2 separate regions of the Mus musculus genome follow, and region 2 is linked to region 1. Evidence: chromatin loops called from intact Hi-C (ENCODE). Cell type or tissue: heart. All regions are shown on one strand. Links, peaks and the distances in the headings refer to the core of each region. The heading gives the core; the rest is flanking DNA.

Region 1 (15,629 bases), core at 5,793-8,292:
GAAGGAAAAAAAAACATTAAAATATGTTCCAAGTATTTAGTCAGTAATGTCCGTGACTTATTCCAACGACACATCCCAATGAGTAAGTATCTGTGAGTAAACAACTCTCAAACCAAGAAATGGCCCTGTGTTTTCTCATGTCACTTCTATAGGTTCCAAGTCAAACGTGTGCTTCAGTCAACTATGGGAGACGTAGGATGCTTTCTTCCAGTACAATCATGTGTTCTTTATTTTAGGCCTCATAATGGGACTAATTTTGCGATATGCCACAGCGCCGACTGATATTGATAGTGGAACTGTCTACAACTGTGGGAACTTGTTCTTCAGCCCATCAACTCTACTAGTCAACATCACCGACCAAGTTTATGAGTATAAGTACCAGAGAGAGATCAACCAGCACAATATCAGCCCCCACCAAGGCAACGCCATACTGGAGAAGGTAAGGGCCCTGTCAGCCCAGGCAGCTTCATCTTCCCTGAGCAATGGCATCATTTAGAAGCCTCTTTACATAGGTATACGCCTAAACACCAGTTGCTTTCACATTGTCACACTGGGGCACTTAGTTGACTATATAAACCCAGCTGTCAATATTTTTCATAACATTTGGGCAAAGATTTTAATATAATTTTCCAGCAAGCCAGGGCTGTATTTGCGTTGTATTAAAGATAAAAATCTTTCATCATTTTTCCTTTCTTGAGATGTACCCCAGTGTGCATATGGGTGCCTTTAGTGTTGCTGTACCTGCTACCTGTTGGTTATTTGATTCAAATCTCCTTAAGCCAAGGAGGAAACAGAGGAAGGAGAGCTTTCCCATGCTCTAGGATGGGTTCTGGATGCCAATAAAAGGCACTGCCTTCTGGCTGTTTATAAACACAATAACCTACAGTTCACCCGAGAGATCTTCACCATGGTGGCTTGGCTAAGGAATTTAAGTTAAATTTTGCAAATGATTCATATTTTAAAAACTAACTTCAGACTTGGATGTAGTTCAGTGATAGAACACTTGTCTGGGGTGTGTGAAGCTCTGGGCCCAATTCCCAGTCACATACACACACACACACACACACACACACACACACACCCCTCTTTAAGAGATGAGCATGTTTTTCCCAGTTTTCAGAGGTTAAAAAGAGGTAGGGGATGGATTTGGTTTTCTATTTCTCTTTTTCAATATGACTGATTTACAGTCTTTTTTCTTCATTGTCTTCTGCTAGTATATTTCTAGATTAATTATGTGAAAGGACTTCTTAGGGCTCAGCAAAGTCAAGTTATAATATTAAGCCAGATCGCACTTAGCTAGGAGAATAGCTTTGTGCACACAGCAAGGAAGCTAAATAATACCCTTCTGTAATAAATGGAGCAACTTCCAGGTCTTATGTTTCAAATGATCTCAGTCATGTGATTCTCTTTATCCATGGGGATAAATAGAAAATTATTTATCAAAAATAATTTTACATACTGTGTTAACAATACAGTATATTAATTTTAAAACACATTTCAGTTTTATTTGCTTACTTATTTTGAGCCAAGGTCTCCCCCTGCACCCTAATGTTCCAAGATTTCTCTATGTAGCCTAGGATACCTTGAACTCACAATCCACCCTAGCCTCCCGAGGACTAGTAGGCTCACTAGCATATAGCAGCACACCTGGGCAGTTTTACACTTGGCATTTCCGGGATATAAATTACTTCTCTCCTGTTCCCACCCAATTTTGTCTGTATTTCTACACAGCAGTACTCTAGACAGCTTGATTCTCCAAGGATGCCAGAATTATTTCTGTTGCCATAGCAATTTTGTTCTCTAACAATGACTGCCTGTAAATACCTGCCCAGGAATTTTGGTAGTGTGCTCTGATATAGTAATTTCTTTATCAGCAGCCACAACCAAGTGTTTGCTGTTGAAAACTTGGAGCAACAGATGAAAATATTTTTTCCAGTGGTCAGATTAAGGTGGTTTTAAATATTGCATAGCTCAAACATCTTCTACATAAACTTCTTAGTCATGAACCCTTGAGTCAGGGTCAGTATTTGGCATTTCTAGAGCCTAGGGTTTGTAGTCGGTGACTCTGTGCCCAGGGCAAATATTCTCCTCTCTGCTGGTGGAGAACAGGACATCTGCCAGAGTCCTTACTTTAAGAGATGACTTTAAGGGGACGGGAGCTTGCTCTTAAATAATTGGGAGTATAACTTACTTTATGTTTGTTGCTCATGTGACAATATGAGCAGACCCTATTGGGTATGTAGAAATGTAGAGCTGTTGGCTTCGCTTCCATTTGGGTTCTCTACTGCATGCATATGTTTATATCGATCGGTTACTTTGTTAGATGAAAAGAGACCCCCATAAAAGGATCCATTCATAGAAGGCTTATACAGAAGTTACATGGGTCACATGCTTTGTCATTTCTCCTAGGTCTACTTAAATTGCTATAGTCCCCAGTTTTCTTTTTAAAAAAATATTCTAGAGGCATATCTATTTTATTTTCTGAGTTTTGCTTTCATATATGTATGTGCACTACATGAATGCCTAGTGTTGCAGAGATCAGAAGGGGGGGGGGTAATATTCTCTGGAACTGGAGTTACTGATAGTTGTAAGCTTCCATAGAGGAGCAACAGCTGCCCTTAACTGCAGATAAATCCCCTTAGATCATTACAGTTTGTTTTTTAAATGCTACATAAAAACAGAAAATTGCACTATCAGTGGGGTACCATGTGATGTTTTCATATACATGTACATTGCATAATACACTTAAATAATGCTAAATATTCCCATCATCTCAAACATTTTCTATATCTTCATGACAGAAATAACCACAACCCTGTTTCTAGCTGATTAAACTGTGCAGTAGGTATGTTACTGCTATCTGTAACTATCCCATAGAAGGAGCCAAAGCACAACAGACATTCTTTTAAAAAACCTAACTATGTGGATAGGGATGCAGATGGGGATATGTTTGTGTATGTGAGCATAAGTGCCCTTGAAAGTTAAAGGTCACAGGAGCTAGATGCCCCTAAAGCTGGAGTTACGGCTGTGAGCCACCTGACATGGGTGCTAAGAACCAAACTCAGGTCTTCCAAAAGACCAGTAATGCTCTTAACCACTGAGTCACCGCCCCCCCAAACCCCCCACCCCAAGAAATTCTTAATCCTGTCTTACCTGTGGTGATCAGTGTTCATTGTCAGCTTCACAGAATTTGGAATCACCTAGGATATGAGCCTCTAGGCCAGTAGTTCTCAACTTGTGGGTTCCAACCTCATTGGCAAACTTCTATCTCAAAAAATATTTATACCATGATTCTAACAGCAGCAGAATTGCAATTCTGAAGTAGCAGCATGAAATGCTGATCAAAGTGATTTTAGGACTGGTGGGTGGGGGTTGCCATAACATGAGGAACTGTATTAAGGGGTCACATATAACCTGCATATAACCACTGCTTTATGCACACCCTGAGGGATGATTTCATCCTTGGGTATGACTCTGAGGGGTTGATGACATTAATTGAGGAGGGAAGATCTATTCTTCCTGGTCTTGGGTCCCAGACCATACAAAAGGAGAAAAAGGCAACTGAGCATCCATGCTGTCTGTTTCTTGACTGTGGACACAATGTAACCAGTTGTTCCTGCTGCCATGACCTCCCCACTGTGATGGACTGTCACTTTGAACTGTAGCCAGAATACATCACCTTTAAGCTACTCTCATTAGCATATTCTATCATAGTGACAGGAAGAGAAACTAAGTAGCTCTCACTGATCAACCTCCCCCTGTTGCTTTCTATCCCTCTACTCTCCGAAGTTTTTGGTAGGGCCTGTTCTATCCTCACCTCTATGAGGTCAACTCTTACTTTTAAGTGGAGAGACTGAGACATGTCTGTAGGATTGTTTTATTTTAAATGAGATTTTTATACCGAAAGCACCAGCTAATACTGCTTCCACTGTTCCCAGTGCTCTCACTGCTATTGACAAGGCAGGGCCACACTGCCAACATCTCTGCCATGCTTACTTCCTCCAACAACAGTGCTACACCGGTACTGAAACATCTGGATGCTTAGTACGTGTCAGGGTTAGTAAACCATGAGGCTGTTTTATTGATACATTCAACATCCCTTGGGAGAGATATAATACCCAAAGTTAGCAAGCTTTGCAGTCACAGCAATGATAGAGACCATGCCTCTATTGCCCAGTGTATCCTTAAAGCCTGCCATGGTGCTCATGCTAAATAAATACCTAGTGATCAAGTAAAGAAATGAATAATTGAATAAATCCAAATATTTACCAATATGTACATATCTGAAGAAAAATTGCAATGTTTGAAAGTTATCATCCTGGATTTGATAGAGTTGTGGTTTCTTGGATACTAAATGTTTTAAAACTGTTTTTATTGGTTATTTTATTTATTTATATTTGAAATGTTATCCCACCTTCGCAGTTTGCCCTTCACAAATCCCCTATCCCATCCCCCTCTCCCTGCTTCTATGAGGGGGCTCCCCCACCCACCCACCCACCCATTCCTGCCTCACCACCCTAATATTCCCCTACACTGGGGCATTGAGCCTTCACAGGACCAAGGACTTTTTTTTCCATTGATGCCAGATAAGGCAATCCTCTGCTACATATGTGGCTGGAGCCATGGGTCTCCCCATGTGTATTTTTTGATTGGTGGTTTAGTCCCTGGGAGTTTTAGAGGATCTGGTTGGTTGATATTGTTTTTCTTCCTATGGGGTTGCAAACCCCTTCAGCTCCTTCATTCCTTCCCCTAACTCCTCCATTGGGGACTCCGTACTCAGTCTGATGGTTGGCTGTGAGCATCCTCATCTGTATTGGTCAGGCTCTGGCAGAGCTTCTCAGGGGACAGCTATACCAGACTTCTGTCAGCATGCACTTCTTGGCATCAGCAATAGCGTCTGGGTTTGGGGTCTGCATATAGGATGGATCCCCAGGTAGGGCAGTCTCTGGTTGGCCTTTCCTTCAGAACCCCTTGTGTTGTGCATATGAAGATATAAAAATAATTTGTACCCACAGATATTATACAATGGGCCAGACTCTGGTGCTGGTGGGAAGAAGCTACATCAGGACTTAGCCCTTGATCCTGAGTCCTGACCACTAATACCACACACTGGCCAGGCTCTCCAAAGGGCTCATAAACAAGGGGCTGAGGCCCAACGAATTTTAGCTTCTCAGGCAGCAGGAGGTGGGAGGTTCTGGGAAGAGTTCAGGAGAAGTCCCACAGAGTCGGGCACTGAAGCCATCACAGAGCTCCTCTGGATCGCCTTCCTTCTTGGCGTGTGCTGAGTGAGTATTCAGCCTTGGTTTGTACACATTAGGACTTGATAGTCAGTTTTACTCGTAGAAGAATTGAGTTGAAGCCTAGATGGAATGCCAAGGATTTGGGGAGTCTGGAAGGAATTCCCATGTAGTGCCACCACCTCTTAGAAGGTTTTCAAAAAGCAGGTGCATTTCTGGGGTGGTTAGACCTTGGTGGTACTTGGAAACAGAGCACAGCTCTGTCCCTTCATGAACTCCTTCCAATAGGAAAGGATAAAGCTGGAAAATAGAGAACTATGGCATTTAGAGCAGCAGCAGTATACTGTGTGCTTCTTCTGAAGGTAGACTTCAGGAAGTACCATATGCTAAGCCCGTTCTCTTCATGCTCAACACAGGTAAAAATGTAGGATAGAAAAGAGTTATCTGCCAAGTGAAACCAGTGCTACCTATGCCATGAGAAAGGCGCACTCAAAGCAGCTGGCTGCTGCTGTCCTGTCCTGCACTGTAATGTTTGATTCTCAACACCATTTGCTAAAGTTCTTCTGTGGATCCAAAGTATCTTTAATTTTAACCTTTGGGGCCAATATTATTATGTTATGTTATATTATATTATATTATATTATATTATATTATATTATATTATGGCTTCACAAATGTGAATTTGTTCCAGATATTTAGGACTAAACAAACATTCTTCACTTTCATATAAATAGGAAGTTTAAATTTTTTCTTTTGAAGAGGAAATGGAAATTTGAAAAGTAAAAACAAATAAACAACCAGTAAAAACAACAAACAAACAACCTAAACATCAGGGGTGGGGACGTAGTTTGGTGATGAAGAGCTTGCCCATCATGTGAAAGCCCCAGATCTGACCCAAGCAACCAGCAACAACCCTTGTCTATTGCTAATGTTTCTTTCATTTATTCTCTGTCTTCAATGGACTGAGTCTCCACAATTACACTTCTGAAATAGACATAATTTCTAGGAGGGTACTTACTAGTAAGCCGGAGGAAAATAGTACCAGAATAACACCGTAATGCTAAAGTGCAGGTGCCAAAGGTTTGTATAGACCCCCAGGCACTCAGAAGTGCTGCTGTCCTGTGGTGGCAGGGCTGTCAGGGAGGCTTACAAGGAAGCATCCTGATGGACTCTAGATGCAACTGTGGGAGAGGATGGGGTGAGGGTGGGAAGACATCCCAGTCAGAGGGAGGGGCATGGTATACAAGTGAGAAAAGCAATAAATATCCCAGGAAACGAAGCATCTTCTATTTTTTGGATGTATGGAAGACCAGAAAACTGAGGGCAGATTCGACTATGGGAGCCACTGAACACCAGGTTGGCCTGTTCACGCTAGTCAGCAGAGAAGGGGGATGTTAACAAAGGCAAAGGCTTAGTTTGGCTGCAGCAGGCAGGAAATAAAGCAAAAGCAGAGACAGCACTTGGGTGGAAACCCAGGGGCAGGTGGAGAGGAAGGACAGGTGGGGGTCGGAAGGAGGGGAGGAGCTACTTGGTATTCCCCTGTGAGTTCATAGGAAAGGGGATGGGAAAAATGGAGAAGGAGTTGGATTATAGGGAAAACTCACAGTTTTAACACATCTCATCATGAATATGTTCATGTGTGTTCTAGCACGTTATATATTTACACTGCTGAGCTGCAAGGGCGGGTAGTGCATTGAACTGGGATGTCGGGTGGATCGAGTCCCATTTCAAAAGTTGTCAGCACTGTTAAATTTATCACTTCTACCCCCCATAAATCAGATGACTGCAGTGAACCGACAAAGGAAGCTCCTCCGTGAAAATTCTGCTAAGTCTCCACTTCCTGTTTGAAAAGTGACACTGTCAGTTGCTTAAGGGAAGTGGTTTGGGGTTCTGTATACTGCTGAGTAAAAAATGTGCTATTGTTTCAAAAAAAGGGAATCTGATCCCCTCCCAGTAGGTCACAGAGCTACTATGTGACTAAGACTTGTAAGAATGTTAAAAACAAACAAGCAAACAAGACTTACAGACACAGCTAACTATATGCCTTTAATTGGGCTCTTCCCTTTAAGGGAATCAGTTAATTAAGTCTGCTTTTCTCACTGTCCATATTTCCCTTTTGATTCTTACATGTTTATCTATCTTTGAGCCTTCCAGGCTTTTACCGTGTGACATTCTTGCACAGAGGCCAGGGCCAGAGCTCTTCTGGCAATAGGAACAGTTTGATCAGGCAAAGTCAGGAGATAAATATGTGCAGTTAACAGTGGGGCACTCTTGGGAAGGATACAGGAAGGCTGGGGGGACGATCTCCTCCTGTAAAGCTTTTCTAGACACGCTGGGAGGGAGAGCCCCAGGGTGATTAATCGCCATAAGGGCTTGGAGACGCTTTGGCAGGCTACTCACGGTGTAGTAGGTTTTATCCATCCTTCACATTCTACAGAAACAAGCTGCGGTGATTCCTGTCTCTCTATCTTGACCAGTCTTGGCATAAGAGGACCCCAGTGCAGCTCAAGCTTGCAGAGAGGACCCTGAGGCTGCCTGGACACTAAGGGGCTTTCATTTAACCCTTAGTTAAGAGAACACTTGTTATAAAGAAGGAAGTTTACTTACAAAATTTATAACTTGTAAATTGTAATAAAGAAGCAGTCCCACTGGGTTGGTCTGAGGTGAGGGCAGCAGATGGTATCACTTCACAGTGGCACAACGTTCAGGAAAAGATGGTCACATCTCAAACAGGAGCAGAGGGGTGGTGGGCATTCATTTGACCAGGCTTTCCTCTTCCCGTAACAGACATTTCTAAAGAACTTGAGGGGGTTGCATGAGCAGCACCCCAGAACCTAGAATCCACTGTTCCACTTTCCACAGGATCCACATTCTGTGGAAGTGACCCTGGGGAGCAACCTTCTCTCACAATGTGACCATACCCAAGCCATAGCAGTAAACACAAACTCAGTAAAATGCCCCATGCACCTACTTCAATCCTATTTGTTTACAAATTCCATGCAAACAATGCCATACATTATAACACATATATAAAAGTAAAAAATTTCAAGGATTAGCCGAAAGCAAAATATGAAATCTCTTCTCCTTTCTACTACTCTGTAGAGCATGGGACACCTCACTTTAAGGATCAGCAATGCCACTTATTTTATGAGAACTGTTGTTACCTTAACCAGTTCTGTCTTGGTCCATTCCAGGCCTTGGCAATGGAACATAAGCAGATAACCATATACGATAACATAAATGGAGGTAAACTTAACTCATCGTTCTGAAGGTTGGAAACCAAAGCTCAAGGCACCCACCTAGTGTGAGCTCCTCCTACAGTGTCAGCATGAAAGCCATCAAGAGGTAGAAGCAGGAGGAAGGGATAAGGGACCACAACTCATCCATCTTCCTGGAACACACTTGTTAGGGTTTGAATCTAGAACGGTCCCTCAGAGGGTCACCTTTGGAGTATATAGTCCCTAACTCCTGTCTATCCTGAAGGCTGAGGAGACTTTATGAAGGCAGGGCCTGGCGTGTGGAAATGGTCCAATCCTAGACTGCTTTTTAACTGCATCTTCATGTGCACACACTCTGCTACATCCCATCCATGCCTTCCACTCCATGATGGGGTGAAACCTCTTAGCAGCCACAGTGGAAGCCTCTTCTCTTAGGAGGCTATTGTAACATAGATATAGAAAACAACCAGTGCAACGCTCTATAGTAATCCACTCCTGAGAACAAAGCCAATCCATTCTTCAGGCCAAGCCCTCATGGTCCAAGGTCTCTTAAAGGCCCCACCTAGCCATGCAGTTGTATTGGGAATTAAATTTCTAACTCAAAACTCTGGCTGACATGGGTGACATATGAAAACCAGAGCAACTTTTTCAGAAGTTCTTTTGAAATCTATGGTATGGTGTGGAGACAGAGTCGGGGGATCTTGGCCTGGTATGGGATGTTCTTAGGAGCAGATAAACCTTTGGGGAATACAAAATCAAGTTCTTTTGTGTCACAAGCACACAGTCTCAGGCCCACTGTTCATTCTCCCCTTATATTTAGTAGTCTTATAAGTTTTAATCTGTGATGCTTTGGTTAATGTCCCTCATCTCCAAACTTGCAAAGCCTCCAGGAAGTCAGGGCCTAGGTCTGCTTTCTGTCACACCATGCTCCCAGTGTCTGTCACACGGTGGATACTCTGTAGATCTTGCTTTCTGTCACTCCATGCTCCCAGTGGCTGTCACATGGTGGATACTCTGTAGATCTTGCTTTCTGTCACACCATGCTCCCAGTGTCTGTCACACGGTGGATACTCTGTAGATCTTGCTTTCTGTCACACCATGCTCCCAGTGTCTGTCACATGGTGGATACTCTGTAGATCTTGGCCCATGAATAGATGGTGCAGGAAGGTATCTGTCAGTTTCTGTCTGAGTGGTTATCTGTCGCTGCCACAGTGTGCTGTCTTAACTGCTGACTATTTTTGTAATGAAAGTGTGACATAGGTTTATCCTCGGGGTAAAACACACAAGCTCCGAAAGGGGTTTTGCTACTCAAAGGATTGGACAAGTCTCTCCTCTGAACATTCTGACAGGTAAATGGGAGGCAGAGAGGTTGATGAGAAGGTGGAGAATAGGGTAGACCCTGAAGGAGCAGGGGAGGAAGGAGGCTACCCATTACAGGCTGAGCCCCCGTAGATGAAGTTGAAAATGGATCTTTCACCCACCAACTCTGCTTTTGGTTTGCTCCTTCAAAAGCACAAAACTGACAGAGCTGCACTGTCACCATGGCCGGTCCCCAGGGAGCACTTACATAAAGCTCTGTCCCATGGCACTCACCACTGTCCTCCACAGGCCACCTGCGAGCTCCTCAGCAGCTGGGGTAGCAGACACAGAGCCGGCCGAACTGAAGGACGCTGGTCAGGCAGCTGGCTCGTCTTAAGCTGGGACAGAAGGGACACTCTACTGCTCCTTGCATATAATTTTCTTTTCTGGGAAAATTATTATGATTCTGATTATTATTACTACTATTGGTATTGGGATAGCACCCAGAGGCTCATTCATGCTAAGCAAGTGTTCTGCCCCTGAGCTCCATCCTGGTGCCTCTCAGGTCATTTCTTATCACAAGGCCCACTAGGCCCTGATGGATGCAGTTCTGCCTCAGGCCGAGCTTGATACCACAAGTCAGGTTAATCTTGCCTTCCTTTCTGCCTGTTGTTATTGAGCTCCCAGAGAAGCAGAGGCCCAAGCAGAGGCAACGTTTGGTGATCAGGGCATCAGTGCCTCGGGATTGCACTTCTGATGGCTGAGAGTAGAAGGATGTGAGAGGGGAAACAGGCTGAGGATTTGGTTTGTCTCCTTTGGAAGCTGTGATTCTGCAATGAGCAGGGACTCATGGCCAGCCTCACCTCAACCATGCAGCCCCACCCCTAAAGGACCAAACTGTTGTGGAAAATACTTAGTCCCAGTCAGGAGCTGCTACCACCTTTGATTATCCAATTTAACCCCAAACTATTACTTAGTATGTTTCATCTGAGCTGCTCTCAACTCCAACTGGCCAGCCCACGTGGTCATGCTTTCTTGACTCCTAACCCATCCTTCCTTCTCACCTTCCTCTCTCCCACCTCATTGTCTCCTCCAATCAAACCCAAGTCCAGGAACCCAAGACTCTGACTATCTCTATTCTGCCCAGCTATTGGCTGCAGGTATCTTTATTCACCAATCAGAGATGACTTGGGTACATAGCATCACTTGGGTCTAACTGTGGACTCTCTCTCATCTCTGGGGCAACCAGGCCCCGGGGAGCCCACAGTTAGTATTACAATACATAGCAACAGACCAAACCTCAACACCAAACCTTATTCTGTGTCTGGATAGGAGATGTTCTGGATAGGGTGTGACCCTGGGAGAAGTGGCTCTGTCGCCTTGGCAGCCATTGAATAGACTTATCACATCCCTGGCAGCAGGAACAGCAAGGTCTTCACCAGAGAGATCTCTAATCTAGATGACACTTCACAGTGTCAGATTTTATGTCCCTAAACCACACCTGTCAGTTACTGCAGAGTGGGACTCCGGGGTCTCAGTGGGAAAGCATCTGTCTCCCAGCTCCGGTGAGCTGATTGGTCAGTACATTTTTCGGATCTGGTGAGCCAACTGTTAAATTTGACAGCATGAAATGGGCCACAAGAGAAATATTTATGCCATATATATTAGAAAATGTTTTAAACCGAGCTTATGAGATTGTATTCCCTCAGGAGAGATGATTTGCCAACAGAGAAGATTTGCTTAAGCAAATGTATTTTTAGGATAATTGGAAGTATCCAAACATCTCAGTTTTTATCTCCCTGAAATGCCTGTCTCTCACAATGGCTGCCATAGAGACCCTCCGGTAGGTAGAGCTTCACACCCTCTAATATGACAAGGGAAAGAGCATTATGCCTTCCAGTGAGACCCAGGACTGAACCTCATTTTGCCCCTCCCAGGAGCAGGACTTTAAGCTTCATTTCTCCGAGCAAAATTTTCCTTATCTGTAATGTAGGGGTTAGTAATAGCTATGGCGGAGGTTTGCTTTTCAAAGCAAATACGAAAATACATGTCTCGTATCAGACATATTGTAAATATTAGTCTGCTTTCATTCCCTAACACTCTGTGACATTTGCCCTTGCCGGCACTTGCTTGCCCTAGACTGAGAGGTCTGAGGTGGGCCGATGGAGGAAGTTAGGTGCTCCTTGTTTCCTGCACGATGTTGAAGGCAAACACACCATTTAAATATGTATTGCCTCATTTTCATCATACTTTCTGCTGATGTCAGCGTGCACTCCTTCCCCTCCCGCCCCCTCCAGCCTGCCTGCTCTGACCGTGCCTTTTGCTGACTCAGTCCCTCCCAGTTCAGCTTCCCCAGGCCAGTTGCTCCCTGGTGAGATCTTATGATAGGGAAGCTGTATACACAATTCATAGCTGAGCCTGCTAAGGATAAGGCAAACTCAAAACAGTTGCCAGGCTTTCAAAGAAACTGTGGGGCTGAGATTCCCCTGTGTCTGGAGTAATAGAAGCACAGTGTCATTGGCCTGAGGCATCAAGGTTGGCCAAGAGTAAGATCAACTCCAGACTCGAGAAAACGCAGTCACTCTTGATGGGAGACTGTGTTGGGTGCATAGGTCCTGAGGAATGTCACTTTGGAGAGATGGAAGAGTAGGTCCTTCTCTTGTCCAGCGGCTCTTTACTCTATTGTCCATCCTGTGGCAGTCTTAGAGTTGATTTGTCCTGTCACCCCAAAACCACAGACTGTGAGGCATGGCCGGCCACCACCCCATGAAGAGATCAGAAGCAGTCTGACCAGCATAAAGTTGGTTAAAAGGTGAGAAGTCTTGGCATCTGGGGTCAGGTGGAAGCAGCTGCTGCATTTGCCTCACAGGGTGGAACCTGAGAGTGAAGGGAGAGGCTACATTCGATTAGGGGAGGGCAAGAGGTATTATGTGTAGCCAGGCCATCCAGGTCTCCTTAGTAAAGAGTCATATAGGTGTGTGAGACCAAGAAACTTAAGCAAAAAACGGGAGCCTGTCCAGGCAACAGGTTTGGTACTACAATGATGATGTGGCACACCTGCTGCATGGCAGGAGATGAGAGACACATGTAGCAGCTGACTGGGTGACCTCAGTCTACCTCGGTGTGCAGAAGAGACACCGTGACTGAGAGGCCATTCCCTGAGCTCTATAGCTTGGTTCAAATGTTACTTTACATCTATATGACTTTAGGAATTCTAGGTAACCTCCTTAAGTCCAATCTTCCCATTTAAAAAAATCCAGATATTTCTCATTACAGTGCAGGGCCATCATGTTGCAAATAAGAAAACACGTGCAAAGGACTTAAAATAACATTTGGGCCTTTGTAGGAGCTCTCTGTGTTGACCTATTTATTCTTCTACCAAAGTCACTTTTGCTGTCAATAAACTAGTTAAGAGCTGTAGCTGGAGTCTAGACCATGTTGCTTACCAGGCATGTGACTTTGGGTAAATCCCATACCAGGGCTTTTGTTCACATCTATACAAACAAGGCATTTCACAATATTTAACTGCAAAGGTTGTTGGGAAGTATCTTATCTCTATATTTACAATTTGTCAGTGCATCATAATAATTAAGAATATGACAAATTATATTTCCATGATGTTATTTAGCTTTTAGACTTCCTTTACATGTAGCAACTCAGTTTTTTCCCCCCTGTGGTATGTTGAATAGATTTATTGCCTATAAAGGGAAACATTTAATTGTGGAAGGCTTACAGTTTCAGAGGTTTAGTCTATTATCATCATCATAACAGGAAGCATGGTAGCATGCAGGCAGATGTGGTGCTGGAGCCGAGAGTCCTATATCTTGATCCAAAGGCAGCTGAATGAGACTAGATTGCACACTGGGCAGAGCTCAGACATTTATGAAACCTCAAAGCCCCATCCCCACAGTGACATACCATGACAGTGGCAATTTACTGGAGGTGGAGCAACATACTGCAGGAGGAAAAACTGAGTTTCTACATGTAAAGGAAGTTCGAAAATAAAAAGATAACATCTTAGCCAGGTGTGGTGGCGCACGCCTTTAATCCTAGCACTCGGGAGGCAGAAGCAGGTGGATTTCTGAATTCGAGGCCAGCTTGATCTACAAAGTGAGTTCCAGGACAGCCAGGGCTATACAGAGAAACCCTGTCTCAAAAACAACAACAACAAAAATCTTGGAAACATAATTTGTCATATTTGCTAATTATTATGATGAACTGATATCTATCTATCTATCTATCTATCTAACCTCTTCTTTGCTGTTCTAGTTTGATTGTAATGTGTATAATTTTTATTATTTATTTGTGATACAAATTTTATTACATTTTTGCTAAAACTTCCTGATAATATCATAAAATGTCCATTTTGGATAGACTGAAAAATTTTGAAAGGAAAAAATCCAAATAATTCTACAATTATAAACCACCATGGAAATGTCTAGATATCTGGACTATATTACTATATGTATATTTATAGGGAGTTTAGGCAGACTCTAAAACTTTGCACCTTCCTATTTTTACTTAATTTTACACCTTTTCTCAGATATTTAAAAACTCCAGTGTAGTGGAAGAGACTTGTGTTTGATATTTGTGTTCCTTTTAAACTGTCACTCATATGAGGGACATTTTAGTGAAGAGCATCTCTTTAAAACTTTCCCTACATTCTGAAGCACTAAGTGGGCCATCTTTCTGATAGCAGGCATAAAATATTTATTGAAATAAATGCCTCCTGTATCTTTGGAAAAGCATTAGGCAGTAGCCACAAAGCCAACAGTAATCATTGGGGGAAAGGATGAACTACTTAAAACCAGGTCCTTCCCTGGGACAATTGCAGAAAGAAAATGAGTGAGTACCTATTTCATATCAATAACATACATATTTCATATGAATCAAAGTACTAATTGTACAATAAAAATACAAAAACGGTGAAATTGAGGAGAAAATATAGTTGCAATATGGAAAAAATAAAACAATCACTATAACTCAAATAATATAAAAAATGCACAAATTTCACATTATAGTTATGAGACTGTCAACAATGTTAAAAACACAAACCATTGAAGGGGATAATAGAACTAGAAGAATGTATTTGAAATATAAGATACAAAACAGAATTGTAACCTGATTCTGGGAATTAACAAGTCAATAAGGAAAACTAAACTGGATGACCAGGAATGTCCCGTAAAAGATATGATCAAAGGCCAGCAAGCAAAATAAATATACTTATTTCATTAGTAATAGGAAACAAAGCTAATGATGCGATGTTTAGTATCAATCAGATTGCCAACAAATTAGGAAATTATCAATACAAAGTGTTGGCTAGAATATAAGAAAATAATCTAAGAATCCCCTGTGTAAGTATAAGTGGGTGTGGCCATAGCAGCATCTGTAGAGATAGTCTGTGTCATTTACTGTTTAGCAGTCCACTTCTAGAAAGGCTTTTAAGACTGCACAAAGGCTTAAGCACAAGGATTTCTACCTCAGTATTTTGTGTTGGTGGAAGATAGAAATCAACCCAACTATCAGAGAACAAAATTCCCAGATCCTGATCCAGTCATCCAATAGGATGTTCCAAGACAGTTTCAACACTAGCCAAGATCCACATGCTCATTAATATGGATAATTGATGTCAAAATTGATTTCAAAAGTAGACACTGGGATTCAAATGGATCTTTACTGAATTCCTACAATGTAGACAATGCACGCTACTGATAATTGTTTACTAAAACATATTTCAAAATGAAAGAATGTGTCCGAGAAGGGGAGGACACTGACTGTCCTGTCTGACTTGCTTCCTGGTTGAGATGAAGATGGACTTCAACCAAACACACATCACTTACATTTTCCAGATGTAAGCTGGGTGGGTTACATGCCT
Region 2 (15,629 bases), core at 6,079-8,578, 78 kb before region 1:
TGGCCTGAGGGGTATGCTGTACATGAGCCAACATTTAACTAGAAAAATCTCCAGTTTCCAATCTAACACACTTCCTGGGTTAGCTCATAAATGTAGTTCCGAGCAGAGAGGCCATAAAATGTCTAGGTGTGAAAGAGCTGGGCAAGCTACTGGCCTTTGTCTCTCTGCCCACTGGGTCAGCCCCGCCCTCTTCCATGCTGTGTGAAAATTTCCTGTTTCTCCTGTCCTTTCATGGATAGTCTCTTAGAAATATGAGAATTCTCATATTTCTGTGGAGAATCTCAGTGTGATACAAACGTTTCAAAGAGAAGATAGTTATTTGAAGCACATTTTATTGATGGAATTTTTTCCACATCAGGAACATAAAAGGCTTATTGTGAGAGCCCAGGTATTAGACAGGATTGCTTCTACTTTAGGATTCCCAGAAAGCAAAGTTTGTGAGAAATCACACACCCTCGAAGCAATTTATTTATAATCATGTGTCAATTAGCAATACGTAGATGTCCTAAAACTGGTGATAGCTATATACTGCAACAATTTCTTTTCTAATCATGAGTCACGAACTGACTAATGAAGTTTTAAAAAACAGCCAACAGGCTTCTTCGTGGGCCAGCCTGTTCTCAGACAGGCTTATTTGCTCATTTCTCCTCCCACGTCACACATAGGCACACACGCGCGCGCACACACACACACATATACACAAAGACTTTCAACAACTTAGTCACTAAAACCTGGAGGAGGCTGAAGATCAAAGTTTCTTTATTTTTACAAATTACAACTTTTCTTAGATGAGTAAACCTAGCCTGAAGCTTCTTACCCTTTTAGAAATCTCATTTTCTTTTTTAAGCCATAGTCTCCTTGACTCACTAGAGGAAGGTGGTGAGGACAGGGCTTTGGTTAATGTCTGGAACCCACCAGAGAAGAACACACAGATATGGTCTATATGATCCAATCGAGAGTCTTTTTTTCCAGCCAGCTGGGATGACACTCAGATATTTAAGACCCATGTGTAGCACCACGTGTTTAGGCTAAGAGATTTCTTTAAAAGGTGAAAACCACATCCTGCTATCTCATTCTGTAGCTGCAGGGGGGCGGGGGCGGGGGTTGCACAAGCAAGCAGTTTAATAGAAGCTAAGATAAACAGTTAATTGGAGGGGGAACAGGCAGTTTAATGGTAGCTAAGATAAGTTGGCTCGGGCATCCTGACTTTCTGATCTGAAATAGAGTTGGGTAATTTTTCACAGGAGTCTCCATCAAGGAACTATCAAATTCTAGTTAAACCTAAAATGGCCACATGGCCTCAGCAAGAATATAAGATGTAGGAGCCTCTGCACTCTCTTGCCCTGTCACACTGGCACAAAGAATAAACTAACAAGCCGAAGGGAGGTACAAGTGTATCAGCAGCTGTTCAATGACTTTCACTCAGTTGTGACTCTGGAATGTAAGCAACTGTCTTCCAGGCCAGCCCGACAGGTTTTGGCCTGTTCCTTTGGTTGTTGACAATGGTTTGGGGTGGAGTAGCAGAGTATATTCTCAGAGCTGTGTGAAAAATACTGGGAATGTAAATCTTACCTCTCCACACGTCATCAGATCTACCAGTCTATGGTTGACAATTGTAAATTGTAGATTTGACTTGTGTTGTAGAAATTTTTAATAACAATCCGGGCTTTCTACCCCACTTTTGACCATTTAGTTCCTGGATAAAAGACACATTATAACCTTTATATTTACAATAAGCCTTAAACAACACAAGAGCTGGGCAGATATCTACTGTTAGCATTTTGTCTAAACTCTGCCCCACAGTTACCTGGCAATAGCCAGGTGTGCCTGACTCACTATAAAAGGGGCTGCTTGCCCCCTCTGCTCTCTCTTGCTCTTGTCCTCTTGTTCTTGCTCTGTCCCCTTGCCCTTTGCCCCTCTCTCCCTATACCCCTCCCCTCTCTCTCCATGTGCTCATGGCCAACCTCTACTTTTCTCTTCTCTTCTCTTCTCTCCCCCCTCTCTCGTCCTTTATCTGGGTCCCTCAAGGGGAAGGGATGCCTCAGCATGGGCTCACAAAGGCATCCCCTTCACCCATAACTGATTGTACCTCCACCAAAGCATATTTCTTCTCTTCTTGTCTTTTTATCTATGCTATTAGAATCTACTTTCCTATTGATAACCCTGAATTATTACTCACTATGTTTCATTAGGCTGCTCTTAACTCCAATTGGTCAGCCCCCAGAGCTACGTTTTTTATGACTCGCCTAACCCGTGGCAAATTCTCTCTCCTCCTCCTTTCTTCTCTCTTGAGGTTCTCCTCCAACCTTCAGACCAGGAATCCTAAAACCCACCTATTTATCTTCTGCCCAACTATTGGCTGATGAGATCTTTATTTACCAATCAGAAATAACCTGGGAGCAAGGTTGCATAGCATCACTTGAGTCTACATGCAGATTCTCTCCTCTCTGGGGCGACTAGGTCTATTCTCTCCTCTCTGGGGCGACTAGGTCTCAGAGGGCCCACACTTAGAATTGCAAATGTCCAAACCTCAACAGACTTGCTTATTAGCATGTGCCTGGCACACATAGAAAGTTATTACTGTTGTCACTAATGGAAAAAACAACACAGGGCTTCTTTTCTACCATGATAATTAGAAAAATCAGATTATTGAAACAAAATTGGAGCAATTATAATAACTAAGAGAGAGTACTTTCCACGGCAGCATGAATGTAGCGTGGTTTTCTTGAGATCCCTGGGAACTTTCAATTTCAGAATATTTATGCTATGGCTTCCACAGACATTATGTACTGACAATATAGCATACTGATACTGGCTTTCATATCCTTATGGTGCTCAAATGATGCTATTTTGATTGGCACCATTGGTGGGAACAAATGTAGAAGCCAAGAATAACCCAATCCATAAATTTTTCATTCGCGAAACTCTGCATTTTGGTATCTTTTACAAACACACTTTGAGATGTAACAAACTTTCTTCCCTCTTTGTCAGTTACTGGCCTTCATCTGGCTTTTTGTACATAGAACATGTGTCACCAAGAGGTACTTTTGTCATTAGTCCTGAGTAGGCTTTGATGTCATGGCTGCCCCTTCCTCTTCCCAGTCCTTATAGAGGGGAAGTGGAAGCTGTAAGTCACCATACTTTATAATCTTAGCAGATGGCACAGCAATGATGACATCACCACCATCATCATTATCAACAACAACAAAGTCCTATACTAAAGGTATTACTTAATAGTCTCTCTAGACTAAGCAAGCTGTAACAACAACTCACACCATGTAATATGTGGTATCACACTGTCCCTCCTGGTCTATCTAGCATTCAGAGACAAACAACGTACAAGTGTAATACTGTGGTTTTTATTTGGCTATATCTCTAGAAATTTACATCTTTAAAATCAAAAGGATCTAGCAGAAGTTATGAATGTTAAGTAGTATTGAGATTTATGGTAATCGCCTTGTGCTATTATAACAAACACCACAGTCCAAGCGGCTTAAATGAGGCAAGTTAATTTTCTTGCAGCTCTGGAGGAACGGAAGTATATGATTAAGGTGCCAAATGGTGCGATTCCTGGTGAAAGCATTCTTCCTCCTGACTTACCTTCTTGCTCTGTCATCTTAAAATGTTTTTATTGGCATATAGATTAATTATACAAAATAATAAGTTTTGCTCTGCAGTTTTAACAGATGTGTATAATGTACTTTAAATTGTCCCCTCCTTTCAGAACCCTCCCTTGATCTCTGCTCCCGTTGCTCCCCCTCTTCTTGCTATGCCCTCTTATAAGGACACTAATCCTATAAGATTAGGGCCTCACACTCACAAGCTCATTCACTGTAACTACACTTCAAAAACATTATTTCCAGAAGCAGCCAGTCATGTTTCGGTTTGGGATTTTGATATATAAATTTGGAGATGAGTTATACCTATAACAGCTCTCTTTCTTAAATTATAGATTATATTTCTATCAAAGATTTTTAAGTAGGAAGAAAGACCAGACAAAAGCCTAGACAAAGGGAGGAATTCTTTTCAAGATGTGAAACACAAGCCTTAGTATCATAATGTTTTAATCCAGGAAAAATGAGTTGCCCTTATTTGTGCACTCTCTTTTGTGTGTGTGTGTGTGCTATGAACAACTATTAAATATGAAGCGTCTCCCAGCAAACTGCCTCTCACAGAGGTGTGAACTAGCATCTTTGTCACAAGTTCCCACAGATTTCTCTACTGATTGGTATTGTTATAGCAACCAGAGTGCCACGGGAAGTTGTCATGGGCATGATAATCATGAAACATCACTATGGCAACAGAAACCTCTGGAAAGTAAAAAAAAAAAAAAAAAACAAACTTAGACTGTCAATTGGTATCAAAGAGGGTTACCCAGGGAAAAAATAGGTGGAGGCAGAAATAAAGGGTCAGAGCAAAAAGGAATGATTATATAGAAACTGAACAAGCAATGGAGAAAGAAAACAGTAACCAAACAGAGGGTGAAGCTATGGCTCACACAGGAAAGCGGGAGGCAGGAGGGAGCACATGAGCCCCAGCAGTGGGCATGCTCCCAGAAGCAGTGCGCATGCTCTGCATGCAATGCAGAACCCCGGGGGAGACATGACTGGATGCCAAGGTCTGGACTGGAATTGACCAGGTGCTGATTTTCATACTGGAGGAAGATTTTGAATGAGCCACAATTTAGTGAGACAGCCTAAATCAATTTGTGGAGTGCTTTTGGCAAGACATCCTGCTGACTAGGAATTCTTATAATATCTGGTGTTCAGAGGCACCACATTTGAATATGGCTTTTCTTTATTGGACATCGAGATTGCTTCAGACAAAGGCACAGTGCCATTTGCTCCATTATAAATATATATTTCCTTCATTACAGAAGCTTAATGGCCTTTTTTTCCACCATGAGGGAATTAAGGTAATTCTTTAATACTCTTAAAGAGTAAGTGGCAATGTCACTTGGAATAAAGCATTTTCACTTAATATTTTCTGTGTTCTATTATCAATCAGGATTGAAGTTTTTATGGCCCAATATTAACTTTTAGTGAAGGGACTATATATATATATATATAATCATATATATATGGAATACATATATATGATATATATATGAAATCAAAAGGGGCCAGTAAGATGTTTAATTGTTTTCTAGAATTAAATGATGCTTCAAACATAACAGAATAAAGACTGAAAAATGGAAGCAGAAAAGGAGATACATAATGGTGGATATCATAAAGAAGCAAAGCAAAAGAATAACAAAAGCTTGAGATGAAAGTACAGAAATCAAACCAGCAGTCCGGGTACTTGCAGAAGTATGGTTTTAGGAATTTTAACAGAACATTTGTTTTTTTATTTCTTTTCCCCTTAATTTACTAATTTATTAATTATTAACTTTACATCACTATTGCAACCCTATCTCCCTCCTTTCCTCCCAGTTCTACACCTTCACACCTCCTTCTCACCATTACCACAACTCCACTTCTCCTTTGTGAAGGAAAAGTCCCCATGGGTACCAATCCTTCCTGGCTCATGAAGTCACAATAGGACTAAGCACTTCTTCTCCCACCGAGGCCAGAGAAGGCAGTCTGGCTAGGAGGAAAGGGATCCAAAGGGAGGCAATAGAGTCAGTCAGTCCGCTTTCCAACTTTAACATTGTCTTAGTCAGGGTTTCTATTCCTGCACAAACATCATGACCAAGAAGCAAGTTGAGGAGGAAAGGGTTTATTCGGCTTACACTTCCATACTGCTGTTCATCACCAAAAGAAGTCAGGACTGGAACTCAAGCAGGTCAGAAAGCAGGAGCTGATGCAGAGGCCATGGAGGGATGTTCTTTACTGGCTTGCCTTCCCTGGCTTGCTCAGCCTGCTCTCTTATAGAACCCAAGACTACCAGCCCAGAGGTGGTCCCACCCACAAGGGGCCTTTCCCCTTTAACTGAGAAAATGCCTTACAGCTGGATCTCATGGAGACATTTCCTCAACTGAAGCTCCTTTCTCTGTGATAACTCCAGCTGTGTCAAGTTGACACAAAACTAGCCAGTACAAACATCGTTTAATTTGTAAGTGATGTCTGTTTCACCTGGGCAGTACATTTTAGTTGATAGCATTCTAAGGGGATGACCTTATACTTACTACATAGCTAGAGATGACCTTGATCTTTGGTCTTTAGAGGTTGAGTAAACCAGTTGACAGCAAGAATAAAGAGGAAGGCAAACATGGTTTTAGCCCCGAGGTTCTGCCCACTGTGACCACCAGAATTATAGGTCATCCATCCCCCTTCAGGATCCCTCTCAGGAGCGTGAACACCCATCAATCACTACTCCTCTTTCTTCAAGCTCATAAACAAAAACCAGTGCAAAGGTTCTTGATGCCTAACCTTCACTTCAAACAAGGCAAGGCTTCTGTTGGATAGTACACCAAGGTTCCAACTCTGCCTGTTTAATGCTCACACACACACACACACACACACACACACACACTAAGCATTAGTTGGCTAGGTGGTGGTTTGAATAAGAATGGCCCTATATTTTATAGGCTATATTGCCTATATTTTATAGGCTCATATATTGGAATATGTGGTCCAAGGTTGGCGGGGCTGCTTGGGAAGGATTATGAGGTGTGACGTGGTTGGAGAAAGTATGTCACTGGGGACTTTGAGATATCAAAAGGACTCCCACCGGTACCAGAACGCATGATCTACCCCATCCTTGTTATTGTTGTCATTCAAGACAGTAGCTCTCAGTTGTTCCTTTGTTCCACTGCCATAGACTCTAATTCTCCGAAACCTTAAGCCAAATTAAATACTTTCTTTTTAAAGTTGCATTTGTCATGGTGTTGGATCACAGCAATAGAAAAGTAGCTGAAGCAGTTGGAAAACACATATTAAAGTCTATGAAAGAAGCTGGGCGTGGTGATACATTCCAGTAATCCCAGTATTTATGAAGGAGAATTGGGAGTTAGGGTCATCCTCACCTAAATGGCCATATTGAGCTACATTAGACCCTATCTCAAGATGAAATAAAATAAAATAAAATAGTATAACATAAAATAAAAAATATCCAGGCATATTGCTTCATGCCTATTGTCCTAGCACTTGTAGGTAGAGACAAGACAATCTACAGTTCAAGGTCAGCTTGATCTTTATAGTAAGACTCTGTCTCATAATAATAATGATAATGATAATAATAATAATAGTTAATGAAATACATACCCATCTGCCAGAATATCCAGTATCCCAGGTAAATAAAGGAAGTAAACAAAGGAAATTAAAGAATCGTGTTTAGAAGTCAAGACAGGTGTTAAACTCACTGTGTAAAGACGGAAAAGTGTGGATTCTAAGCATTTTACTAGATGAGTAGCACACACTGAACAAACATGCTTATCAGCTGGATCGTGAGTGTGATGTTGCACTCTATCTTTCCTGTGGCTTTCTAATTCTATAAGAGAAGAAGGTTGACGTCTTTTACTCAGGCATCCATTTACATGGCACTGAGGATAAGAGAGATGGAGAGAATGCAGATGTCAGGCATGCTTGGTACCATGTGCAGAGAGAGACCCCTGCTGGAACATTTTTATCTCTGTAGTTGAGAAAGTCTAAATCAACCCCCGGAGACTGTAGGATAAAAGAGATAGCCATGACTCTGCAGGTTTTAAGTCTGAACATTTTTTTTTGTCCCATGATAGAAAATATTTAACTTCACACACACACACACACACACACACACACACACACACACAAACACACACATCTTTAACAAGGCAGGACTTAGAGATTTCAGGTTTTGGTTTTTATTTCCTTTTTGATCTCCCCGCTTGAGAAACAAAACAGAAGGATCTGACTTTAACGTCCCAGCCCGAGCTACTATTTCTCTGGTGGGATGCCACAGCCCCTCCCCTCATTTCCTAAGCACTGTTGTCAAGCTTGGCTATTCTTCAGCACTGTGTGGGAGTATGCCCCTGGAGGTGGCTATGGACTCCATTGTGGACTAGTGTCACTTAGCCACATTTGCCATGGTGAGATCAGATGAATTCTAATGGTCTGTATCCTACAACTGACCTTACTAGGATCCTCTGAGGGATGCTGTTGGAATTTGGAGTTATACATTATGAGAGCTGAGTTTCCAGGCAGTCAGGCCCTGGAATAAAGAGCTCCTTACCAAAACACTGACCCGAGAGACCTTACTAGAGTTAGTGATAGATATAGAGTATGTTACCCAGCATGCAGTGGGAAGTGATGCTAGACCAGATCCTGCTCGGGCTCTCCAGCTTTGGTAAAGTGTTTGCCACGGATTCCTTAGGCAGAAGGCATGCACAGCATATTGGAATGTAATTTGACTTGCCTCTATCCCTGCACTTTCTGTTTCCCAAGTAAAATGCTATTTAAAAAAAAAAAAAAAGTCCTCTTTTCCCTTACCCAGAATGCTACATGTTCACATTCCTTCCTCCTTCACTTGGACCACACTTAAATCACTAGGTTCTACTAATGACTGGTTCTGGTTTTATATACTTGCGATTTCTTCATTTGCTTGCTTATATTTTATTGAAATATAACAAATCTACATGTATGAGAGATATATATGTGATATTTTGATGCATGCATTCAAGCTACAATGACAGGCATAATCATATTTCTATCACTTTGAACACTTATTATTTCTCTGTGCTGTCGTCATCCAAAGCCCCCTTTTCTAGCTACTTTAAAGCTGTCCTACATTTACCCCACTACGCAATAGGACACTAGAATTCTCTCTCCCTTCTGTACTCGGGTACTCATTATCCACCCTATCTCCACCCCTCACCCTGTCCTCACTTCGTGACATGCTGTGCGTTCTTTCTTCCTAGCTTCCGGAGTATGCCGGGGTGACCAGTGATGGCTGCCAAAACTTTCCACTGGACAACTGCACTTATCTAAGGATTGCCATATCTAGCATGAAAATATTCCATGTCCGTTGTTGGTGCATTTGAGGCTGAAATTCCAAAAATAGCACGGAAGGCCCTTCCTCATATTCTAAATACTTCTTGGCTTTCTAGTTCCCTCTCGTGGTAACCGTTTTTTTACTTTCTGTTGCCCCGATCTTCACAGCTGTTGAGGGTGTTTGTCTATTTCCACAGGAATACACATCACTTGATCCTGACAACAGTTGTAACTCCTTCTTTTTGGTCTCTTTTTCTAATCCTGCACATCCAACCCCAAATGAAAAGAAAGCACCATGCTCTTTTTGACATTATATCTCTTTTATAACCATCAGTTTGTACTTTTAGGAGGCCTTGTTGTTTACCTTCCACCTTCTCCAGGCTGAAAAGTCTATGTTAATTCTCCTCTCAGTAATATACATAGTACTGCTTAGCCTGGGACTTAATTTCCATCAATTGGACGTTAAATAGTTGATAAATGTGTGGTCAGGGCCTTTAAGACTGAACCCTAATGACTCAGAAAAAGCAATTATTGGCAATGTAGATACCCTGCTGTCTCAGGTACCAGCCAGATTGAATTGATTTTATAAAAACTGTATCAGTGCACCAACTGTTTTTGCAAAGGTGAAGGTTAGTACAGTTCCATCATGGTGAAGCTGGGCCCCACAGAACCAAACTGAGCTGAGCTTCTATACACAATAGGTGGTCTTCATTTCAGGCGGAGTCGTGATGTTTACAGAGATTATCACAGCGTCCAAGAGGCACTGGGTTGGAGGTAGATTGAGCTAAGGAATTAGAGGTCTGTTCCTTCGACATGGTCAGAGGTACTCAGCTGGGCAACAGAGTCACCTCCGAGATGTGACTCATCCAAGGAAAGCAGAGACTCCTGATGCACTGAAGACCTTTCCTTTTCCCTTTCTATGCTGCAATCTAGGCCCCATGATGTGAGAGATCTGGGCATGTTTGTTTGTTTTTCTTGTTTTGTTTTTTAATTAATATATAAGAACTCCAAGGCTGGAGAAATGGCTCAGCAGTTAAGAGCCCTACTGCTCTTGTATAGGACCTGAGCTCAGTTCTCAGCACCCATGACAGGTGGCTCACAGCTGCCTGGAACTCCAGCTTCAAGGGAATTCAATGTCTTGGGCCTCTGAGGGTTCCTGAACTCATGTGCACACATCCCCCTCCAAAACACACACACACACACACACACACACACACACACGGGCACACGGGCACACGGGCACACGGGCACACGGGCACACACAGGCACACAGGCACATGCATACATCTAATACAAACTTGAAAGCATAGTTCTACATATCCATGGTTTTTTTTTTTTTGCTTATTTTTGTTGTTTTTTTTTGGGGGGGGGGTTGTTTGTTTGTTTGTTTTTTGGTTTCTCTGTGTAGCCCTGGCTGTCCTGGAACTCACTCTTTAGACCAGGCTGGCCTCGAACTCAGAAATCCGCCTGCCTCTGCCTCCCGAGTGCTGGGATTAAAGCATGATCTTTTGACACACACAGCATAGAACCATCATGTCAAGATAATTAGCTTTCCCACCATTTATCTGGGCATTTGTGAGCGATAGACAGACCTGCCATTAGATCTTACAGCGTCTGCGTACAAACAGACTTGTCCATTCTCCAGTACCCTTCACTCGCATTTGCAAGGAAACTGACTGACTAAACTGAGTTTTTAAACACAAGACCCTTCACTCTGACTGGTCAGAAAAGTTGTGACAGTAAATAGAATGGTTTTCTCTTACATCATAAAAACCTACGTAGCTGTACTGGACCTCCAGATTGGGGAGAGACCAGATGCCATGGGGATCCCCCAATGTTTGAGTGAGAACTGCCTAATGTGGGCAGTGGGGGAGGGGGGTGCTGCAGGAAGCATTATCATTTCTGCTTTCATAAAAGATGTTACCCAACAATTTATACATTGTGCACATAGTCAGCAGAAAATGCTACAAAACTCTATCCAGTTATAGTCCTCTTTGAGGCCAGCCTAAGACTTTCCCCAGACACTGCATTAAAAGGCTGGAAGCCCCATTACCTGACTGTTGCATAGCATCACATCCTACCTACGTCTGAATGACGTAGGGTAGCCAGTGTTCACTGTTTGTATTGGAAACTAGTTTCTTCAACTTTGGAGGCAGCAAAGAACTGGAATGTTAATGACGGACAAGTGTGAGAACTGCCTGTTGACCTGTGGACAGAAATACACAGGAGAATTGAACTCTGTCAGGGACTGGGAGGATAGGAAGGGCAAGTCAACCTGGGGCATCTGGCCTAATAGGGTAAACAGGAAACAAATGTATCAGAAACAAATGCTAACACGGACAGAATCCCTGAGACTGGCTGCACAGAGGGTAGCCACCCATGTGGAGGAATTCATGGGTAGGAAGGGGGCTATAAGGGCTAAGCAAGGTCACATGTCACCTTGCATTCAGAATCCAAATGCTTTCTCTTCAGAGTTCATTCTATAGAAGAGACTCCGCCTCTTACCCCAGTATCACAAGGGAGACAGATGTTGATTTTCCCACCTCCCTGGCAGCAAGGACATGGCACGGATCCCAGGATCAGCCAGCTGTTTCAGCTTCAAAATTTAAAATTTAAGGGTTGTAATGCTAACTTCACACACATTTCCCAGAGAGACAGAAAAGAGGAGATAGATCATCACGGCTCTATGGGGGCGATAAGAGCCTGAGGAAAGGGAGTAAGTGGGACAGTGGAAGTGAGAGGATGGGGTGATGTATTTCTGAGCTGGCCACAGGTCCTCGAGAAGACACACAGTGAGTGCACTTTATCAATGGCAGATACAGGAACAGAGTCAGGCAGCTTGTGAGCAGGCACTACTGTGTACACAGTCTACACTAGCCTGGAGGTTCTTAGGCTCACAGTGGCAAGACATTAACTATATTAATTATTTTTCTTATTGCTGTGATAAAATACCTGGTAAGAAATGACTTAAGGAAGGGTGTGGAGACATGAACAAAACATATATATAGTCACCCCAGATACAGAACTGACGACAGACCAAGGAACGCATACCACCAAGTCCAACTTGGTGAACCAGTGAGTTTTATTGGGGTTCCTTTCAGGAACAGAAATAACTCAAAGACAGCTGCATCACCATGAGCTCACCACAGCTCATGAAAGCTGGGAACCTGGAGTTCACTGCACAACCTGCAGGCAGCTTGACAGACTGGAGGGCCTCCTTTCCTTTCCGAATAACTCAATTGGACTGAGCCTCTGGATTCAGGCAGCTCTGCTTGTCTCTGATTCTTCCAGGCAGCTCAGCTGGTATGAAAATCTAAGACAACTATGTCTGAGCATATCCCTTAGCATTTCTTACTGCATATATATACACATACACACACACACACAATATATATATACATATATATGTGTAGGAAATGCAGTAAGTATATAAGTATATATATATATATATATGCCTGGGGAGGAAGAGTTCTAGTCTGGTTTGTTCTAGGGACTTCCTGAGGTCTCTGAGTTGTTTACTTCTAGGCTTAAAGAGCTTCCCTGTCTGATGGAATGTTTCACTTCCCCTCAAAAGGTTCTGTTGTTTAGCCTCCCTTTTAACATCCATGTATGTCCTCATGAGCTCCCCCCACCCCCTTAGAATAATGTTCAAGATGGAAGGTTCAATCTTGGGATAAAATGCTACACTACAGAGCTTCCATTTTAAGGTAATACATCAGGGTGGGGAAGAACAGTGGGAGGAGCAGGGGACTGCTGACCACACTGCATCACGGTCACAAAGTGACTTGCTTCCTTCAACAAGGCTCCACCTCGTACAGTTTGCACAACCTTCTCAACAAGTGCCACCAGCTTGGTGAACACGTTTTCTACCAGGAGCCTCCAGCAAGGATTTACTTTTCAACCACAATACCCACCATGCAAAGCCCAACCAACCCCATTCCAGTGAGCTCCGATAAAGTGAATAAGCTTACATCATAAAGTAGGAGGTAATTAAAGTAGGTGAGGTGATGAGGTTTGCAGCAGAATTTAAGTTGCCGTAAAATCACAGAACCATCCACAGGCCTGTGTCTAGGAAGCCACTTTGTAAGTGGCCCAGGTCTGAGAGCATAGGACCTACTGTTTTGAGGTGCTATGAAAACTGGGTCTTGGACCAGTAAGTTGTAAAGGAGACCAGGAGAATTACTCAAAGACAATTCTTAGTGTTCAGGTTGGTTCTGCCAGCAGTGACAGGGTAATAATTGTCCCCTTAGCTAGGGAAACACAATGAGCAATTGTTTCTTTAGCCCTCAGTGGATGATGTAAGCCATTGGATTATCTTTCAGTATGAAAGTCTTAAATTACTAGGAAGGAATTTTCTTGCCTGCACCTGACACCCCTGATGTCTATCATGATCCATTATTGGTTGCGTTACAAACTGTGGCATTCTTCATTTGCTCCAGATGAAGGAGTGTGCAAATTCACAGATACACAAAGGCACTTGAGATAAGCAAAAATATTTGTTGTGACCCCAGAATAAATCAAAGGGGAAAGGGATTTACGAGAGTGGCTTACAGGCTGTGGTCCTGGTAGTCCAGCAATGGCTGCCTACCAACGGCAGGTCTGAGAATCCAGTGGTTGCACCGTCCATGGAGGTGGATGTCTCAGCTGGTGTTCAGTATAGACCAGAATCCCGAAGAAGTATTGCCAGGGAAGGAATGGACTTGCCAGCCAGAGTGAGGACAAGCAGGCAAAGAGAACAAGCTTCCTTCTTCCATGTCATTTATAGAAACTGCCAGCAGAAGGTGAGGCCTGGATTAGAGTTGGATCTTCCCACTTTAAAGATCTGGGTTAAATGTGGGTCTCCCCACTTGAAGTGACTTAACTAAGAAGAAAAGATTCTTCACAGGTGTACCCAACTGCTTGGGTTTTAGTTAATTCCAGATGTAGTCAAATTGACAATCCAAAGCAAGCATCATGCACAGCCTTTCAAACTTTTAAAGTACGATATTATAGAGTAGAAGATAAGAACCTGGTAGTGTTTGCTGGAGCTCACTGACTGCGGGCACAATTTGGTTTTGTTCTTTCACTTTAAACCCAAATCACGTGTGATGAAAAGGCTGCTCAGAAACTCGAAACATGACCAAGGCGATGATTCATTGACGTCTCAAGGAAATCTAAACATCTGTTTTTGTAGCATCCCCCCCTCCTGTATCTTTATGTATCATATTCTGTTATCTATGCATTTCTCCTTGTATTTAATGCAGCACTTCACAGAGTGAGAAATGATGTTGGATATGTTCAGCAAATGTAGTTGATGTCTTGCCATTTGTTACCAAAAAAAAAAAAAAAAAAAAAAAAAAAGGCCTGCCTAATTAAGCAGCTACTTTGCATTCACTCTGCACACTGTAGCAATGGATTTTCATTTTCTTCTGGACCTTTACAGCATAGCAATCTTGATGTCTCATCAAACTTGTTAAAAGAAGAAATTACCTGTCTGCACAGCCTGTGCATGTATAAGTCTTTTGTTTTGGAAAATGACAGCGACCGTGATTACTATCTGCAAATCACTCAAGTGGCGGCATATAATTAACTGTCATTTCTACACGGCACCCACAAAGGTTCCCACCTAAGCTTAACCGCTTGTTACCGTTTGTCTGTGGTTTGCTCCTCTCCTCATCATTTGTAACCTGCCATTTAGAGAGGTTTGCTCGGTCTGTGTTTTATGCGCCAGCCAGGGGACCTCACGCCTTGACAGCTCTTAGTGATGTGCGCTCACAGATGTATTGAGCCTTACCATATTCCAAGCACTGTGGGGCTTAGGAGTCAACTGGGAATCGGCCAATTAGAAGAAGTGCCTTGACTTTTCACATGAGCCCGTGGAGTTTGTATTACGTATATGAAAATCTGCATTATTGTAACGAAGACCAAGAAAGATGATTTCTCTTGTCTCATGGTTCAGAACAGAGAGATGAGCTTTTCTGCTTCTGCTTCGCATGGCCATTCATAGACTCAGCTTCTGTCCTCTGGATAGTACTCTGTCCTGGCTCCTGACCTTCTCTAGGTTACCGACATGACTGTCCTGCTTTAATTCATGGCGCTGAGGACATGTGGGGATGGGGTGGGAGCGGGAGGCAAAGAGGAGACGGATGGAACTTTAAGAACTGAGCTTCTCTTCAAAATTCACTGTTTGCACCCAGATGCAGCAGACTTAAGAAGTGGTATTCTCTAACTACAAATGCCCAGGCACAACCTCATTGTTTAGGGAAAAGGGAAGAGTGGACAGTAATAAAGACAAACAAACAAACAACAAATCTGATCTCTTCTGTTGCTGGGATAGGACATTGATGTAAATGGGGGATGATTCAGTTTATAGGTTATGCTCCGTCACCAAATGTCTTAATTGGGGTTTTACTGCTGTGAACAGATACCATGACCATGGTGCAGAAGGAGCTGAGAGTTCTACATCTTCATCTGAAGGCTGCTAGCAGAATACTCACTTCCAGGCAGCTAGAATGAGGGTCTTAAAGCCCACACCCACAGTGACACACCTACTCCAATCAGGCTGCACTCCCTGGGCCAAGCACAGACAAACCATCACATCAAGGGAAGCCAAGGCAGAAGCTCAAAGCCGGAACCTGGAGGCAGAAACGGAAGCCCAGACCCCAAGATTACAGAGGAAAGCCAGGAAGCACCTGCTTTGCATTATATATAAGTCAAGAGCATGATACTGGAAGGGAAGCA

Evidence for each region. A loop is a pair of places that touch in the nucleus more often than their neighbours do. Peaks named below come from ENCODE experiments on the same cell type or tissue, not always from the same donor. Only the 100,000 strongest peaks of a DNase experiment are listed, where the experiment ranks them.
Region 2: a loop joins it to region 1, with 2.0 times the contacts of the local background. A loop is called at or near these places in 2 of 42 quality-filtered maps.

What each region holds. Positions count from the first base shown.
Region 1 is chr9:94,684,819-94,700,447 of GRCm38, forward strand. Slc9a9 (solute carrier family 9 (sodium/hydrogen exchanger), member 9) reads left to right here. Exons shown (of 16, transcript NM_177909.5): 2 at 237-439. Among named protein-coding and RNA genes, the nearest start is that of Slc9a9, 23 kb to the left of the region's middle. In heart, for the core only: no CTCF peak of the experiment used is centred there; a DNase peak (open chromatin) is centred at 7,053; H3K27ac peaks cover 1,415 bases.
Region 2 is chr9:94,606,537-94,622,165 of GRCm38, forward strand. No RefSeq gene overlaps it. Among named protein-coding and RNA genes, the nearest start is that of Gm39404, 30 kb to the left of the region's middle. In heart, for the core only: a CTCF peak has its summit at 7,543; no DNase peak of the experiment used is centred there; H3K27ac peaks cover 489 bases.